Regions from separate parts of the Homo sapiens genome. Here region 1 is linked to region 2. The links are chromatin contacts, found by Hi-C or POLR2A ChIA-PET in ENCODE. All regions are on one chromosome and are shown on one strand. The core of a region is the stretch at or near the end of the contact, and the rest is flanking DNA. Distances in the headings are between cores, read along the strand shown.

Region 1 (4,101 bases), core at 53-2,552, 140 kb before region 2:
ATGCCCAGCTAATTTTTGTATTTTTAGTAGAGACAGGCTTTCACCATGTTGGACAGGCTGGTCTCGAACTCCTGACCTCAAGTGATTCACCTGCTTCGGCCTCCCAAAGTGCTGGGATTACAGGCTGAGCCACCGCGCCCAGCCTACAACTCAAATCTAATCCTGTCATCCCCTGCTTACACTGTTGTCCCCAGGCAAACCTCAGCCCCTCTGGCCCAGCTTTGTAGATGACAACTGGCCAAAGTCCATGTCTCCAGCTTTCATCTCCCTGTTCTGTGGACACTAAAACCCATTTGCCAAACATATCAAACGTCTCTTTCGCCTGAGGGCTTTCCTTATGCTGCTGGTTCTGTCTGGAAGTACCACTCATCATCCATCTTTTCTGTCACTACAACCTTTTTTTTTTTTTGGAAACAGTGTCTCACTCTGTTGCCCAGGCTTGAGTGCAGTGGCGCGGTATCTTGGCTCACTGCAACCTCCGTGTACTGGGTTCAAGCGATCCTCCTGTCTCAGCCTTCTGAGTAGCTGGGATTATAGGCAGTCACTACCACACCTGGCTAATTTTTGTATTTTTAGTAGAGACGAGGTTTTACCATGTTGGCCAGGCTGGTCTTGAACTCCCGACCTCAGGTGATCCGCCTGCCTCGGCCTCCCAAAGTCCTGGGATTTCTACAAGTGAGCCACACGCCTGCTATACAACCTTTGGGGTTTGTTATAGGTCCTTCAGGGGTTAACTTAGAAGCTGTCCCCTCTTCCCACCCCAAGAGCCTTGGATAGGGCTGATGGTTCCTCCAAGCCCCAAGTCCTGCTGAACACTACTGAACACTGGATTTATTTATTTATTCATTTATTTAATTTGAAGGCAAAGTCTTGCTCTGTCGCCCAGGCTTGAGTGCAGTGGCATGATCCTGGCTCACCGCAACCTCCGCCTCCTGGGTTCAAGCGATTCTCCTGCCTCAGCCTCCCGCGTAGCTGGGACTACAAGCACTACCATGCCCAGCTAATTTTTTGTATTTTTAGTAGAAACGGGGTCTCACCATGTTGCCCAGGCTGGTCTCAAACTCCTGAGCTCAGGCAATCCACCCGTCTCGGCCTCCCAAGGAGCTGGGATTACAGGTGTGCGCCACGGTGACCCTGAACACTGGACTTAGAATGCTCTAGTATTGCCTGCCTGCTTCTGCCTCTTGACTGGGCTTCCTCCAGGCAAAGGCAGGTGTTCCTTCATTCTGAATGTCAATCAACATATTTAACCACCTGCACCACCCTTCCAGGCCATACCAGCTAATAACCAGCCCCGCCACTTGGTGGCAGCATGCAGCATGACGCAGATGAGGCTGGGGCCTGGCTGTGGAGTGAACGACCTTTGCACACCTTGCCCTGCATCAACCGCATGGCTGTTTCCCTTGGGAGCTCTTAGTGGGAGGAGGAGCTAAGGCTGGGAAGGGAAGCAGAAGCTGAGGTTTTGGCAACACAGATTCAGGAAGTTGGGGAGAAATGAGCCCAGAAGCTCAGAATGGGTGGGGTGCAGGGCCTGAGTTGGGACACAGAAGGCTAGCCCCAGGTCAGGGTTTGTGCCCCCATAAGGAGCTCCCACATGAGGCCCCGGGACCCGCCAGCAGCAGCAGGTCTTTTGCACCATCTCCCCAACGCTGTTTAGGCAAGGGGTGAACCTGAGGTCACCCAAAGCCTCCAGCCGCTCTCCCAAACAGCCGCCTACCACGGGGGACCCAGGAGGCCAAGTCAATAACCCGAAATCATAAAATCTCAAAGGCGTCGAGCATTTGGAAGGAGGAGCAGACGCAGCAAATGGGGCCTTTTCCCAGGCAGCTCGTGTGGAACAAGAGAAACAGATTTACGAGCGTCTGGTTGAAGCCAGGTTGGGGGGCGGGGTGGGGATGGGGGGTTTGGTGGAGACGCAGAACGTTTCTAGTGCACAGGAAGGATGATAAATGGGAATGAGCTGCACGGGCTCCATGGCTGTGGTTTAAGATGCGTGAAATGCAGGCTCTCTCTTTCGTGTGCTTTGTTACAGATTTGGAAGAACATAAATGTATGTATCAGTGTTTCATGGACTCTCCCAAGACCTGCAAACTCCGGTCCTCCTTCCTCTGAAAGGTGGGCCATCTGAGAGCGATGTTGGACATGGGTGTGTACCGGGGAGCACGGGCTGGTTGCCCATCCTTGGCCCTGAACTTGGACTCCCAGATGTAGCCACATGGCCCAGACCTCCCCCCGACCCGGCGGCACGGCGGCTTGAGAAAGGCCTGCCTCTGAGTCACAGGCAAGGCTCTAACGCTGTCTGTGGACTCTGGACTGAGACCCACAGGCTTGAAGGGGAAAGGGCACCCAGTTTACAGTCATGTTCATGCACACGCACACCTGCACACGCACACACCTGCACATGCATGCCTGACCACACATGCCTCCACATGTACACCTGCACGCACATGCCTGCACACACGCTTGCAAACGCACACCTGCACACACAATCTGCACACGCACACCTGCACACACATGCCTGCACACACACGCTTGCAAACGCACACCTGCACACACAATCTGCACACGCACACCTGCACACACATGCCTACACACACTTGCACACGCATGCCTGCACACACACTTGCACACACATTTGCACACGCACGCCTGCACACACATGCCTGAACACACACACCTGCACACTTAAACTCTTCCTGGTGCCAGATTTTGTCACAGGGAAGAACAAGGAGCCAGGTTCTCTAGAACCATCCCTCCCTCCAGCCTGTCTCTTGAGGATCAGTTGATTTATGGGGTCAGGGTCTCCTGACCCATTGGGAAACCTCCCTGCCTGTCTGTACCTTCCAGCACAGTCCAGGAGATCTGTGGGGTTGATGTCAGCTGCTCAGACACCCTCAGCTGGTATGAGACAGGTGGAAGTTTCTCAGGTCTGCAGCAGCCAGGTGGGGGGAACAGGGAGAGAGGATAATCCAGCCTGATCACCCCAGGCTCTGAAGGTCTCTCGGGGGAGGCCCCTGCCGGCTCAGATCTGTGGAAATGGGTTAGAAAGGGTCAGAAAGCCCCGGAGATGGTTGCCCCATGTCCACGTCCTGGGTGCCATGTCCTTGGGGCAACACTTCTCCCTTTTCAGCCACTACTGTCCCACCTGCCCTTTCTTCAGCCAGCCCCAGAGGGCCCGGGGCTGTTCTCCAGTGTGCAGATTCCAGGGACTGGTGCAAGGTGGGGTGCCCTGGGGGGCCACAGGGGTACAGAGGCTGCAGCTCTGAGCAGGGCTGGGGGTACCCTGGGAATTCAGCCCCCGCCTGCACAGGGAGGAGCCCTGGGCAGGTGGCCCTGTGAATCGATGTCTTCCAGGAGTTTGCAAACCTTCTGGCCCTGCTTTCGGGAGCCCCAGGGGATAGTCATCTGACCGCCATGGCCAGCCTTTAGAACTCCAGTCCCGAGGGACAGAGATGGGCTTAGGAAGTGTTCTGCAGCTCTGCCTGGCTGTCAGCACACCATAAAGAATGAGAAAGCGCTGCAGAGCCCTGCCATCTTGCACACGCACTGCGGGGGTGGAGGCGTCCTCCTGCACAGTCCCCGCGCTCCCTCCCCTCGGCCCTAGAGTTAGAATCCCTTCCAACTGTGGTCTCTGGTCTATACCTCAACCAGGGGACCAGTGCGGGTGCCTCAGCCCAGGACCGCCCAGCGGCAATATGACCACTCCAGTCCTGAATTTCTAGAGCTGGGAAGGGCTACCCTCCTTTTCCATCAAACCATCCAGGGCCAACGTGCGACCTCGAATCACCCTCCCTGGCTAGGACTACCCAGCCCCTCCGTGGCCTCAGGCTGTCTGAGAACTGCCTTTGACTTTGTTTCCTGGAGATGGTCCTGAGGGGCAGCCCTGGGTCTCTTGATCGTTTCTGGGAATATCAGGGTGAGTGCCATCCCCTTTGCATTTGCTACAGAAAGTTCTGGGCCTCCTGAGGACTTTTCTGTCCAGCTCCATAAAACAGGGTTTGTTTTTATTTTCTTGAGACAGGGTCTTGCTCTGTCACCCAGGCTGGAGTGCAGTGGTGCAATCTCAGCTCACTGCAGCCTCCATCTCCCAGGTTCAAGCGA
Region 2 (3,586 bases), core at 315-2,814:
TTCAAACATCTCTGACACTTCGACACTTCTACCCCCTAAACATCTCTGAAGATCACCCACTCCTCTCCGCAGTCATGACCTCTACCCAAGGTCATGCAACCATCACCTCCTGCCTGGACACCTGCAACAGCCTGCCAAATTCTGCCTGCCCAAACCCTTGATTCCAACACAGGTCCTCTAGACCAGCGCTTCTGAACCTTCAGCTGCCTAGAAATCGCCTGCAGAGTTTGTAGAAACACAGAAACTCTGGGCCCCAGTCCCAGAAATCTAATTCTCATTCAGAAGGTCCCAGGTCAACTGAGAATTTTTACTTTTTTTTTTTATTTGAGATGGAGTCTTGCTCTGTCACCCAGGCTGAAGTGCAGTGGCGCAGTCTCTGCTCACTGCAATCTGTGCCTCCCAAGTTCAAGCTATTCTCCCACCTCAGCCTCCTGAGTAGCTGGAATTACAGATGCCCGCCACCACGCCCGGCTAATTTTTGTATTTTTAGTAGAGATGGGGTTTTGTCCTGTTAGCCAGGCTGGTCTCAAACTCCTGTCCTCAAGTGACCCGCCCACCTCAGCCTCCCAAAGTGCTGGGATTACAGGTGTGAGCCACTGCGCCCCGGCCTAATTTTTGCATTTCTCACAAGCTTCCCTAGGGCATCTCCTAGAGGAAACCAAGATGTTACGGAGGCTGACGCTGCGTATCTTCAGGTCACACTTCCAGCCGCAAGACTCTCTCTGCTGTCCAATACAGTAGCCACTAGCCACATGTGGCTATTTAACTTATTAAAATAAAATTTGCCAGTACGGTTTTTTAAAATAAAATTATTAAAATAAAATTTGCCAGGAGGCAGAGGTGGGAGAATCGCTTGAGACTAGGAGTTTAAGACCAGCCTGGACAACATTTTTTGTCTCTACAAAAACTACGAAGATAAAAATAAATAGATAAAAATTTAAAAAGCCGGGCAAGGTGGCATGCACCTGTAGTCCCAGCTACTCAGCTACTCAGAAGGCTGAGGCAGGAGGCTGGCTTGAGCTTGAGTTCAAGGCTGCAGTGAGCTATGGTCAAGCCACTGCACTCCAGCCTGGGCGACAGAGTGAGACCCTGTCTCATAAAACAAAACAAAAATAAAACAAAATAAGTAAATATAAATACAAAGTAAAAATGAAAGCTAATCCTAGGTCCCTCTCCTGCCCATAAGAATTCAGAGACTCCCCAGTGCCTACAAACCTCATGCTTTCAGGAAGCATAAAGGACTTCAGGAGGCAGGAGGGCAGTTGGAGGGGGATGGTGGAGGTGCTGCTACCTGACGGTGGAGGGGGAGGCCGGGGCCAGACCACCGAGAAGCCCCTAAACCCGCACAGCAGGAAAACATCTCCGCAGTCCCTGCTCTACCAAGGCTGGAGGAGGGCCACAAGCCTTGAGCTCATTGGCTGGCGGGGGGGGGGGGGGCGGGCAGACTGCCAGCGCCTTCCTTTGACTGGCTATTTTCTCTCAGCGGAAAACCAATCATTGCGGGCAGGCGGTGAGGGTGTGGCCAGGGTCGCAACACAGGCCCCGCCCCGAGTCCTGTTGCCCACACGCCCGAGGCGCGCTGGATTGGCGGTGAGTTCTGACTCCGGCCTCCTTCGAGACCGTTTCGCTCCGGATGTCGCCCACCTCCGACCCTCTCTCAGTCGGAGGGCGGAAAAGAGGAAGATAGGTCCTTCCTCCAGCCGCGGGGCACCCCCTTCTCCCACCTTGCCCTTCCCCCAGCCCTGCAGCCCCAGAGTGTAAATATCCAAGCCCGCCCTCTCTGCGCTCAGTGTCCCCATCTGGGATAGGGGCCGGGATAGGGGTCGCGCTGGCAGGAGGCCTGGCAGCCTCCTCTGAAGGGGGAGGAGGGAAGGGGGAAAGGAGGGGATGGGCGATTGAGGTGGACCTCGAGACAGGGCAACGGTGTCCCCACAGGAGCATGGCCCAGGAGGAGGGTGGGAGCCTGCCCGAGGTGCGGGCGCGGGTCAGGGCCGCGCATGGCATCCCCGACCTGGCCCAAAAGCTCCATTTCTATGACCGCTGGGCTCCGGACTACGACCAGGTAAACTCATTTGGGGCCTTGCCTCCACTAGACCAGCCTCCATTTTTCTACCTGTAAAGTGGGGAATCAGCCTTGCACCCGGGGGCGGCTGTGAGGACGAAGTGAGGCCTGGCTAAGAACCCTACAGTCCTGCCCCTTCCAGAACCCGCCCCACAGCTCTGGATTGGCAGCCCCATCAGGGGCCATGACCTCCTGAGGGGGGCTGCCTGGAGGAGGTGCTATTGAGAAGTCACTGTGGGGCCGGGCGCGGTGGCTCACAAGCCGTAATCCTAAGCCCTTTGGGAGGCCGAGGCGGGCGGATCACCTGAGGTCAGGAGTTCGAGACCAGCCTGGCCAGCATGGTGCAACCCTGACTCTACTAAAAATACAAAAATTAGCCAGGCCCACGTGGTGGCAGGCGCCTGGTAATCCCAGCTACCCTGGAGGCTGATGCAGGAGAATTGCCTGAATCCGGGACACAGAGGTTGCAGTGAGCCAAGATCTCTTCACTGCACTCCAGCCCGAGTGACAGAGGGAGACTCTGTCTCAAAAAAAAAAAAAAAAAAAGTCATGTGGACTCAGCAGAGAGAGCCGCTTGGCCAGGAGAGAAGGTCCCTGGAGGGCTGAGTCTACTGTACAGTGGGCTGGGGGCTAACTCTCCAGTCCTGGCCCTTTAGCAATGGGAAGCACCTCATGCCTGGGCGTCCCCTCACGCTAGCCCCAGCCAGGCTTGATCCCCAACACACACAGCTTAGCCTGGCAGACTCTGAGACCACCCCATAAGGGAGATCCCCCAAACACTGGGGCACCGGTGTTGTAGGCCCGGCACTCTTTCCCCAGGATGTGGCCACCCTGCTGTACCGTGCGCCCCGCCTCGCAGTGGACTGCCTCACACAAGCCCTTCCAGGCCCGCCCCACAGTGCCCTGATCCTGGACGTGGCCTGTGGCACAGGCCTAGTGGCTGCCGAGGTGAGGCTCTTCCAGATCCCCTGCCTACTCCTTAGCCCCGCACTTCCTCAAATCTCCTACTGCCCCTGGCCCCAGAACCCTGCCCCACACCTCAGACTCACTGTTTCAAATGCATGAGACAGGACCAGGCATACTGTGGCTCACACTATGGGAGGCCGAGGCAGGAGGACAGCTTGGGGCCAGGAGTTTGAGGTCAGCCTGGGCAACATAGCAAGACCCCTGTCTCTACAAACAGATTTAAAAATTAGCCAGGCAGGGTGGTGCACGCCTGTAGTCCCAGCTACATGGGAGGCTGAGGTGGGAGGATCACTTGAGCCCGGAAGTTCAAGGCTGCAGTGAGCTATGATCACGCCACTGCACTCCAGTTTGGGCGACAGAGAGAGACCTTGTCTCAAAAATTTAAAAAAAGCAAATGCATGGGCCACATTCAGTGCAGAGTCCACTGCCCTGCCAAGGTGCAGGGACCCAGCCGGGAAGTGGCAGGTGTGAACCATGACTGAGTCTCCCACCCCTACCCCAGCTGCGGGCTCCAGGCTTCCTCCAGCTGCATGGGGTGGATGGGAGCCCAGGGATGCT

Evidence for each region. Hi-C counts contacts between places; a loop is a spot of excess contacts on that map. ChIA-PET counts read pairs that join two places held with the same protein, here RNA polymerase II (POLR2A). Pooled maps may share reads with other maps.
Region 1: a pooled map shows a loop between it and region 2 (2.2-fold over the local background). The contact joins the enhancer-like site here to the promoter of METTL27 in region 2. A Hi-C loop is called at or near these places in 1 of 50 pooled maps. POLR2A ChIA-PET finds 5 or more read pairs at or near these places in 4 of 52 experiments (PC-3, PC-9, WTC11 and 1 more).

Annotation. Positions count from the first base shown.
Region 1 is chr7:73,976,517-73,980,617 of GRCh38, reverse strand. No RefSeq gene overlaps it. Among named protein-coding and RNA genes, the nearest start is that of ELN, 50 kb to the left of the region's middle. RefSeq lists an enhancer at 1,205-1,499. Within about 2 kb of position 1,302, at least 5 of the 41 ENCODE cell types and tissues checked have a DNase peak (open chromatin) inside an H3K27ac peak, as active enhancers do.
Region 2 is chr7:73,840,494-73,844,079 of GRCh38, reverse strand. METTL27 (methyltransferase like 27) reads left to right here and starts at 1,564. Exons shown (of 6, transcript NM_152559.3): 1 at 1,564-1,590; 2 at 1,936-2,062; 3 at 2,882-3,010; 4 at 3,531-3,586. The coding sequence starts at 1,940. RefSeq lists a silencer at 1,406-1,505 and an enhancer at 1,626-1,925.